Regions from separate parts of the Homo sapiens genome. Here region 2 is linked to region 1. Evidence: read pairs that join two places in POLR2A ChIA-PET (ENCODE). Cell type or tissue: IMR-90. All regions are shown on one strand. Links, peaks and the distances in the headings refer to the core of each region. The heading gives the core; the rest is flanking DNA. Region 1 has its middle 26 kb from the start of MIS18A. Region 2 has its middle 22 kb from the start of TIAM1.

What was found. Peaks named below come from ENCODE experiments on the same cell type or tissue, not always from the same donor. Only the 100,000 strongest peaks of a DNase experiment are listed, where the experiment ranks them.
Region 2: POLR2A ChIA-PET joins it to region 1 with 14 read pairs; 1 of 35 experiments calls an interaction of 5 or more read pairs at or near these places.

The regions. Positions count from the first base shown.
Region 1 is chr21:32,250,702-32,256,197 of GRCh38, forward strand. It overlaps a transcript of MIS18A not described here. Among named protein-coding and RNA genes, the nearest start is that of MIS18A, 26 kb to the right of the region's middle. In IMR-90, for the core only: no CTCF peak of the experiment used is centred there; a DNase peak (open chromatin) is centred at 2,780; H3K27ac peaks cover 491 bases.
Region 2 is chr21:31,364,018-31,369,281 of GRCh38, forward strand. It overlaps a transcript of TIAM1 not described here. Among named protein-coding and RNA genes, the nearest start is that of TIAM1, 22 kb to the left of the region's middle. RefSeq lists an enhancer at 2,412-3,611. In IMR-90, for the core only: no CTCF peak of the experiment used is centred there; a DNase peak (open chromatin) is centred at 2,964.

The sequences.
Region 1 (5,496 bases), core at 329-5,328:
CTGGCAAAACCCTTGGACAGCACCCATCCCTCCTCTCACCTATTTCCCAGCATGAGAAAGCCCAATAGAATCGTGAGCCCTGGATGTGGCAGAGGGGAAGGAGGGCTTTTAAACAGATTTCTTGAAGGCTGTCTCTTAACAGGTGATATGGTTTGGCTGTGCCCCCACCCAAACCTCACTTGAATTGTAGTTCCCATAATCCCTACATGTGGCGGAAGGGATCCAGTGGGAGGCAATTGAATCATGGGGATGGTTACCTCCATGCTATTCTCATAATAGAGTGAGTTCTCATGAGATCTGATGGTTTTATAATGGGCTTCCCCTTTTGCTTGGCTCTCATTCTTCTCCTTCCTGCCACCATGTGAAGAAGGACCTGTTTGCTTCCCCTTCTGCCATGATTCTAAGTTTCCTGAGGCCTCCCCAGCCCTGAAGAACTACGAGTCAATTAAACCTTTTTCCTCTATAATTTACCCAGTCTTGGGCAGTTCTTTATAGCAGCATGTGAACAGACTAATACAACAGGTAACACAAAAATCTCAGTGATTCTTTCTCTCACCTGCATGAAAGCAGCCTTGAGAAAACAGTATTTTGGGAGGATTTTTGTGGCTCTTAAATGTACCAATTCAATACCCAGTCTCTCTCTCTCTCTTTCCTTTTCTCTCTCTCCTTCCCTCTCCCACCTCCCAGCTCTCTATCTCTGATTATCTCTTCCTTTCTCCCACACTCTCCCTCTTCAGGTTGGCTAACCCCAAATCCTTAAATCGCTAACCACTCCTTCTCTTAAGAAACTATCATGTATCCCTCCCCCACCACCCAAGCACCCCATGCCAGCGTCTAGGAAGCTCAGATAGGGGTGTGACCTTTAACCCTGTCAGCCCCCAAAGAGAACTTGTGCATATCTCTTCTTGAACTTGTCATTTAAGAGAATGAACCCAAATAAAATATGTCCCTCCCTCTATGATTTGTCAACAATGAAAAGATGAATCACCAAACAAAAATACAAACTTCATATTTGAAGGCAACCAAAAAGTTAGATATTTACTCCAAACTAATGTCTTTTGCCAGGCTCTAATTACCGAAGGTGGGAGACTGTCTAAGAGCACAGGGTAATGTCTCTCAGAAACATTTATGCACTTGTGTTTATGGTCCATAATATAATTCTGTCTCTCATATTGATCAGATGCTACAGTCCTCTCTTTGGACTGTAGTAGCAACTAAAAGTCCATCTTACAAGCAGCACTCCTCTTCTTCCAGATTTTCATCAGTATAGTTTTAGAAAATTTCCAGCCTAGGCAACATAGCAAGACCCTGTCTCTACAAAAAGAAAATGAAAAATTATCTGGGCATAGTGGCATGTGCCTGTAGTCCCAGCTACTCAGAAGGGTGAGGCCAAAGGATCACTTGAGCCCACAAGTTTGACACTGCAGTGAACTAAGATTACACCACTGCACTCCAGTCTGGGCAACAAAGTGAGATCCTGTCTCAAAAAAAGGAAGAGGAGGAGAAGAAGAAGAAGAAGAAGAAGAAGAAGAAGAAGAAGGAGGAGGAGGAGGAGGAGGAGGAGGAGGAGGAGGAGGAGGAAGAGAGAAGAGGAGGAGGAAAAGAAAGAGTAAGGAAAGAAGGAAGGAAGGAAAGAATGAATGAAGGCAGGCAGGCAGGCAGGGAGGGAGGGGAGAGGAAGAGAGAAGAAAGAAGGAGAAGAAAAGAAGAAGAAGAAGGAAGAGGAGGAGGAGGAAGGGGAGAGGAGGAGGAAAAAGAAGAAGACATGTATGTATTAGTACATTTACTTGATCAGCATTGGATAACTGCAAGGGAGATATCTACAGCAAAGCAAAAATATATTTTTTAATGTAGTATTTATTCATCTCTGCTTCTGAAGAATGAGTGTACTCTCATCCCCTAGGCTCCAGCATACCCGCTGTCAGAAGTATCCCTTCCTTTCTCCCTCACTTAACTAAGTTGACCCCCTACCACACTGAGTTCAAGTTTGGGGGCCTGACCAGGAAAGAAATATATGTCAGCTTTACAATGTGCCTTTCAGAAAACTCAAGTGTTGTCTTTATAAATTTAGATGTATCTGTTTTTTTCTAACCCAAGATTTCTTCCTTCATGGGTGAGAATACAAACGATTTTGTTTAGGGATCCCAGAGAATGACTGTGAAATTTCTGCATCGTTGGCAGACAGGTGGTGCAGAGATCTCCCACTTCGGGGTCTGATGCTACTCACTCGTCCATTTGGTGAGTGCACAGTGAGCATCTACTCTATGCCCAGATCCCTCCTAGGCTTAGAGAACTAAGGAAGGAGCTGCCCTTGGGACCTCTCCAGCTAGGAAAGGATGGAGGGATGGGATGTGCTTTAGGGGAGCTGTGCTCGGGACTTCTCCACCTGGGCGAGGACGGAAGGGTGGGATGCGCTTTAGGGGGCCACTCCATAGAACACCATGCAGATGGTGCCCCCCCGCACGACCCCCAGCATCAGAGTTGTGCACTGATGGCCTGCAGATGAGCAGGGGAGGGAAGGAAGGCTCTATGCCGCTTTGCGTGTGGTCAGAGGCATTTCTCCCAATGCTTCTGCATCCTATTGGTGAGTGACAGGTACACAGCGGGCATGCGCAGTTTCCAGCTGAGGATTGTCCCTTTGGAGCTCATTTGGCCTGCAAGCTTTCCATTCATGTTACCTAATCGCCCTCCCCCCACCCCCCATTAGGCCTGCTCCCAAGGGTGGCTGAAATTCCCAGAATTCATTATTAACATATTTTTGTTCTGACTCCACTTTCAACAGCCATTTTTATCTCTGACAGCAAGCTGGCCTCTGTCTCTGGGGCTGGACAGCATCATGCCCAGATCACTCCATTTTCAGAGCAGGCTTTAGCAGACTCCTGGCTGATGGGAGCCCCAGGGAGGGGAGCGGGAGAGTGAGCGACCTGCCCCCACTGCAATCACACAGCAAGGGTTACTTCCCCCTCCACCAAGTGGGACCCTTTGCAAAGCCTTTGCTCCCTCTGCCTTTGGGTTGTCATAATTCAGAAGGCAGGCTGCTATCTGATTAGCCCAAAACGCTCCTAGAAGCTTCTCCCCAAAAGCACCCATTCAAGCACCACAGCTTCCAAATTACTCAACATTCAATTGGTTCATAAAAATTTGTATTCCTGGAGAAAGTCAAAAAATTGGAAATAGTTTTAGTTGATTTAATAGAGTTTTTTTTAAACAGCATTTTGAAAAAAAAATCATAAATCCCTATAGAAGTAAATTGCTGGCTGGGCGGTGGCTCACGCCTGTAATTCCAGCACTTTGGGAGACCAAGGTGGGTGGATCACAAGGTCAGGAGTTCGAGACCAGCCTGTCCAATATGGTGAAACCCTGTCTCTACTAAAAATACAATAGCCGAGTGTGGTGGTGTGTGCCTGTAGTCCCAGTTACTTGGGAGGCTGAGGCAGGAGACTCACTTGAACCTGGGAGGCGGAGGTTGCAGTGAGCCAAGATCATGCCACTGCACTCCAGCCTGGGCGACAGAGTGAGACTCCAACCCCCGACCCCAGAAAAAGTAAATTGCTTTGGCCAGGCGTGGTGGCTCACGCCTGTAATCCCAGCACTTTGGGAGGCAGAGGCAGGTGGATCACCTGAGGTCAGGAGTTCAAGACTAGCCTGGCCAACCCTGTCTCTAAAAATACAAAAAGAAATTAGCCAGGTGTGGTGGCAGGCACCTGTAATCCCAGTTACTTGGGAAGCTGAGGCAGGAGAATCACTTGAACCCGGGAGGTGGAGGTTGCAGTGAGCCAAGATTGCGTCATTGCACTCCAGCCTGGACAAGAAGAGTGAAACTCGGTCTCAAAAAAAAAAAAAGTAAACTGCTTTATAACTTTAAATGGTTTTTCACACCTTTACCATATCTAATCCTTTCAGTAAACCAGTTCAAGATTTCATTAATTATGTCTAACTTTTGTCATGTTGTTATAAATAAGAAAACTAACCAGAGGGAGGTTAAGTAACATGCTTAGGGTTCTATGCTGGGCCGGACCTAGAATCCGTCTCCTCTTTTATTCTCATTGTATGTTCATTCCACATCTTAATCCGGGCCCAGATTTAACAGCCTCAGTTCTCCCACCAAATTCACACAATCCAGATTCATTCATTATATGGCACAAAGATTTCACTAGATGTTCAAAACTACATTGTTTGTAGTACAAAAAAGTCTAGAAACAGCCTAGTACATAACGCCGAGAGTTTGGTTAAGTGAACTATTCAATATTGTGAAATATTATGCAGTCATTGAAACAAAGTTGCAAAAGTATATTTGGTGATATATCAAACTATTCATAATATAGTAATATAGAATATGCACAGCAAGCTGTCCTTTTTATAATTATATGTATAAATAAAATGCATAGGAAATCATGTGGAAGGATATACCCTAAGATATTAATAGTGGTTACTTATGGAGATACTTGGATTGTAGATACTTTTACTGTCTTCATTTCAGTTTTCTGTAGAATCTTCTAATTTTTCTACGGTAAAAATACATTTCTTGGGTACTTTTTTTTTTTCTTGAGACGGAGTCTTGCTCTATTGCTCAGGGTAGAGTGCGGTGATGTAATCTTGGCTCACTGCAACCTCCGCCTTCCGGGTTCAAGTGATTCTCCTGCCTCAGCGTCCTGAGTAGCTCGGATTACAGGTGTGTGCCACAATGCCCGGCTAATTTTTGTATTTTTTTAGTAGAGATGCGGTTTCCCCATGTTGCCCAGGCTGGTCTTGAACTGCTGACCTCAAGTGATTTGCCCACCTCGGCCTCCCAAAGTCCTGGGATTACGGGCGTGAGCCACCGCGCTTGGCATTCTTGGGTACTTTTTGAAGTTTCAAAGTTATTTCAGCAGGAAGACCCATCTAGTTAAAGAATAAATGTGTGCTTGGCCAGGCGCGGTGGCTCACGCCTGTAATCCCAGCACTTTGGGAGGCCGAGGAGGGTGGATCACGAGGTCAGTAGATCGAGACCATCCTGGCTAACACGGTGAAACCCCATCTCTACTAAAAATACAGAAAAAATTAGCCAGGCGTGGCGGTGTGCGCCTGTAGTGCTAGCTACTCGGGAGGTTGAGGCAGGAGAATGGAGTAAACCTGGGACGCAGAGCTTGCAGAGAGCCAAGAACGTGCCACCGCACTCCAGCCTGGGTGACAGAGCGAGACTCTGTCCCAAAAAAAAAAAAAAGAACAAACGTGTTTACGCCTGGGGTAAGTACATTTAATAGTGTAAAAGTTCAGCCATTTCCATCTATTTTATCTCATCCCTAACTGGCTATGGATGGTAAACTCAGTTGACTTCTTTGAGGATAACCATAAATGTGTTTCACAAGCTTACTGATGTCTACTTTTAGCGAATTTCTTCAGGAAACAGAAGATTCATTATTAAACATTTTTTTGATGTCTACTATGTTGGGATTGTTCTCCCCAGAAACCTCGTGTATTGCTGCTCAAACCTAAAGAGAATTACTCTACTCTTTA
Region 2 (5,264 bases), core at 265-5,264, 890 kb before region 1:
ATCTCTACCCAACACACAGGCCTGCTGGTGTCACTTGCATTGAACTTATACATTTCTTCATTATCCTAGTAATAAAGTCTGTGATTTCAGCATTTTACAGGAAGGTAAAAACACATTCACAATAGCACTAGCCGATAGCTTTCTTAAGTAACTGCATGGTGAGCTTCATAGTATCCCCCGTTCCTAAAGACAGATTAGAGGCCCCAGCACTGCACTGTTTCAGATTTCTGTGGGCCACCAAAAATAAAAAGCATCCCAGGTGGAGTAAACTTGTTAACCAAAGGGCTACTTAAAAATAAAATTGCTTGTAGAGAGCTCTCTTACAGCTTAATGAATGAGGCACCATTTCTCAAACTAAGATTGTGATCAAATGAGAAACCCTCCAAAGACCTCTGCTGAATACCTCACTTACACTCAAGCCTCCGCAGAGGGAGCCAATGAATGAGCCCCCAGCAACTGAAGTGGGTGTGGGGGAGTGGAGAAGGTTATATTTGAGCATGTGATGGTAGAATTGAGAAAGCACTGAGACATCAGCCACAGATGGAGAGGAAAGAGCAGCTCTACCTATAGGAATTGTTAATAAGAGTTCTGTACTCTCTATTAACAAATCTTGGAACAGCTGACACCATGATGGCCAGGGACCATGGATGGACGGATGGATGGATGGGTGGATGGATGGATGGCTGCATGGATTGATTGATGGATGGATGGACGAATGGACAGACTGAGTAAAGAATGGTGGCAGTTACAGCTGAGTGGGTGTGTGTTGATGGGGGAGGAAGGACAGAGGACAGGCCAACCACACCATAATTGTTGAGTAATGGCACAGTCCAGAGTGGGCAAAGTTTTTCTTTAAAGAATCAGATAAATATTTCAATCTTTGCGAGCCATATACTCTCTATTGAGCTCTGCCCTTGTTATGTAAAAGCAACCAAAGACAGTAAGTAAATGAAAATGACTTTGTTCCAATAAAACTTTATTCATGAATGCTGAAATCTGAATTTCATGATTTTTACATGACACCAATTATTCTTCTTTTCCCCCCAGCCGCTTAAAAATGTAAAAGACATTTTTAGTTCAAGGATCTTACAAGAATCAGTGGAATTTGGCCCTCAGGCCAGAATTCAACGACCCCAGATCTAGTCTCCAAACACGCCAGTCACTCAGGATAGTGATCAGGAAAGAAGATCTCCCCAGCAGATCCTGGGAAGAGATCTAACACAACGCACATTTTCTATTCTGTGCTCTGTATATACTTCTCCTTCTGTCTTTATTGCATAATTCTCCATGGATGTGCTGATGTTTCCGTCTTGTCCAATGGGATATAGGAAGCACCTGCTGGCAGGGTCTGTGTCTCACTTATTTCTTTCTTTTTTTTTTTTTTTTTTTGAGAGGGAGTCTCGCTCTGTCGCCCAGGCTGGAGTGCAGGGGCATGATCTCGGCTCACTGCAAGCTCTGCCTCCCGGGTTCACGCCATTCTCCTGCCTCAGCCTCCCAAGTAGCTGGGACTACAGGCACCCGCCACCACGCCTGGCTAATTTTTTGTATTTTTTAGTAGAGATGGGGTTTCACACCATGTTAGCCAGGATGGTCTCGATCTCCTGACCTCGTGATCCACCTGCCTCGGCCTCCCAAAGTGCGGGATTACAGGCGTGAGCCACTGTGCCCAGCCTGTGTCACATATTTCTAAATCTTCAGCACTTGGCATAGTACCTGGAACATAACAGGTGCTTGAGAGATATTCCCTGAATCAAACCATATTCCCCAACAACTGCAAGATTTCACTGTCAAAGTATGACATAAGGCCGGGCACGGAGGCTTATGCCTGTAATCCCGGCACTTTGGAAGGCTCAGGCAGGTGGATCACGAAGTCAAGAGATTGAGACCATCCTGGCCAACATGGTGAAACCCCGTCTGTACTAAAATATACAAAAATTAGCTGCACCTATAGTCCCAGCTACTCAGGAGGCTGAGGCAGGAGAATCACTTAACCCGGGAGGTGGAGGTTGCAGTGAGCCGAGGTAGCTCCACTGCACTCCAGCCTGGAGACAGAGCAAGACTCTGTCTCAAAAAAAAAAAAAAAAAAAAAAAAGTGTGACTTGAAAGGCAATCCACCTTGATACCAGGCATCCCCTATCTGATGTCACAGCCATGAATACTATGCCCTTGGCCCTTGGGATGGTTGACAGAGGTCATAGGAAGTAAACCGTACTCATAACCTTGAAGCTGGATTTCACCCTTTGCCAAAAGCAACTCTTAGTTTGTCACATTGTAAAAGGCAGGAAACCAGTTACCTTATTCTTGCCATGACCACACAGATGTTACTTAACTTACGCATGTCCCAAATGGAAAGAAACATATCCATCCGTTAGCAGAGAATGAAAAACATGTCACCCTTTGGCTCCTCAGTTTGGGAATTGATGGGCAATGAACACACTCCTGGTTCCTTTTCTTTCCCATCCATCTCTCCCTCCAGGCCATCCATCAGGAGAAAGCTCAATGTCATCTTCATGGTGAGCACTATGTAGCCATATCCTACAGGCTTTCTTTGCAATACTTAAGTTTCCAAGGAAGGCAGAGACTATTAAAAAGAGGATGCTCAGGGGCTTTCTTTTTTCAGACAGAGTCTTGCTCTGTCACCCAGGCTGGAGTGCAGTGGTGCCATCTTGGCTCACTGCAACCTCCACATCCCAGGTTCAAGCGATTCTCCTGCCTCAACCTCCCGAGTAGCTGGGAATTACAGGCATGTGCCATCATGCCTGGCCAATTTTTCTATTTTTAACGGAGACGGGGTTTCGCCATGTTGGCCAGGCTGGTCTTGAACTCTTAACCTCATGTGATCCACCCGCCTCAGCCTACCAAAGTGCTGGGATTATAGGCGTGAGTCACCATGCCCAGCCTCTTTTTAACACTTTACTGGAAATCTTGACTAGAAGTATGCCAGGGTCAAATCTGTATACAAAGGGAATACAAAGAACCACAGGAGAATCTGTAAGGAAATGACTCATGAGTATTCAGATTTGGATGGGTCCCAGAAAATAGCTCCAGAAACATAATTGCAATCCCAGGCAGGAAGCCAGGCAGGCAGGTAAGCAGGCAAGAAGTAAGGAGAGAAGGAAGGAGGGAGGGAGGGAGGGAGAGAGGAAAGGAGGAAGTGAAGAAGAGAAGAAGGGCACAAACAGAGCAACTCACCTGGTTCATCCTCAACCCCCACCTGCCCCAGCAGTCTTTCAGTTGCAAGCCCTATGAACAGCAAAGGGGACACAGAGCTGGAAGAACGCCACTATTGCCTTTCTCTAGGTAGGTCTGTCAGTAACTCTTTGCTTGATTTGCACCAAGACTTAGTTTCCCAGTCAACAGAATGGGACTAGAAGTACCCAGACCAACAGGCCGAAATAACCTCATTCTGTACATTTTTGAAATTCACTAGTTATCCATTTTAAATGGCATTTGGATTCTTTTTTTCTTTGTGAAGAAGTCTCCATAGCAACTGAACTTGAATACCTTGGTATTCAACCCAAACTTACCTACCTAATAAGTTTGGCAAGAATGTTTTTATTCTTTTCTTACCAAAGGCCACATTTAAGAGGATCCAGAAATTCTGACAGGCCTCATGCATTCTATCTGAGACCAAAGAGCAGACAACCAAGAGACCTGTTTATCAGCAAAAGCAGCAACATTCCGTTTCTTCGCCATTTGGGTAACTCTGTCCTTTATCAATTACAGTCCTTGACAGACTCATTCCTATTCGTTACCTATTTGTTCTTGTGTGTTGGTATTATATTTTCCACATCCTCATGGGCCACTAAATTATAATATTTTAACTTCAAATGACGTCTAACTTGGAATCACGTAATCAATATTACTTTACTGAGTGTTTATCTTCCCTAAACTGCTTCATGGACCACAAAAGAAGACCTAAAAAACAACATCTGATGCTCAGTTTCAATGGATCAATGAGCTGAACCCAAAAATAGCCACTCTAGAATATTCATGAGAGGCCTCTCAGTATAACTGGAAACTTCATACCAAGTTTCACTTTCAAAGAATTCATTTTAAAACATGTTCTCTGATTTTAAACTCAGTTATTTATATGATATTAAAGAGACTTTAACCAACTTGATGGCAAACCTAACAAAAGATGTCTACCAATTATTTTAACTTCATCAAAGGTTTTAAGGGAAACTATTTAAGACATATTAACAACTTCCTATTTTGTTCCATAGGCCCCATTCTTAAAAGGCTCCTCAGGGCTTTAATATTCCATAATATTAAAAGGGCTTTAATATTCCATAATAATTTATTTTACGCTTTCTTAATAACCTTTTCTCAAACTCCAGGTGAATCATTTCTGCAATTTGTTACTGTTTGTAGCTCAACAAATTATTCATTTGAGCTGGCTGAGCCACACGCATAACATTTTTAATTAGAGTGCCACAGTTGACTTCAAATCCAAAATATCCCAATCCAAAATTATTCTGTAGGCTTCGGATTTGCTGCCAGGAGTCTAAAAAGCTAAAAATAGCGACCAAACTTTCACATCACAAGGCAGAAAAAAGCATTTCAAGAAAGCGTACAGGCTTCAAATAGATGCGTGAACAGATCCCAAAAGGCAGGCATAGGCTGACAAGACTTCAGATTTGACCGTCCCCAGTATACTTATATTTGTAAGAAGAAAAGGACGGGAGAAAAACTCAGTAAAACAGCAGCTCATAATGATAAGCTACATAGAGTAGCAGCAGGGGGAAATATGGCAAAACTGGTAAAATACAAGCGTCTAGACTCTCTTTAGTATAAAACTAAAGATATTAAATTAGCATGTCAATTTTGAACAAATCTATAATAATGCAATCAGCAAACTTCAGAATGTAAGATACTTTACAAAGCAAAGGACTTGGACTCTTAAGTAAAGAGAAAAGAGAAGAAAGAAAGGGATGATAGGTCGGGCGTGGTGGCTCACGCCTGTAATCCCAGCACTTTGGGAGGCCGAGGCGGGCGGATCACGAGGTCGGGAGATAGAGACATGGTGAAACCCCATCTCTACTAAAAACACAGAAAATTAGCCGGCCGTGGTGGCGGGAGCCTGTAGTCTCAGCTTCTTGGGAGGCTGAGGCAGGAGAACAGCGTGAACCCGGGAGGCGGAGCTTGCAGTGAGCCGAGATTGTGCCACTGCACTCCAGCCTGGGTGACAGAGCGAGAATCCATCTCAAAAAAAAAGAAAGAAAGAAAGAAAGGGATGATAATGAGGAAGCTACATGAGACTG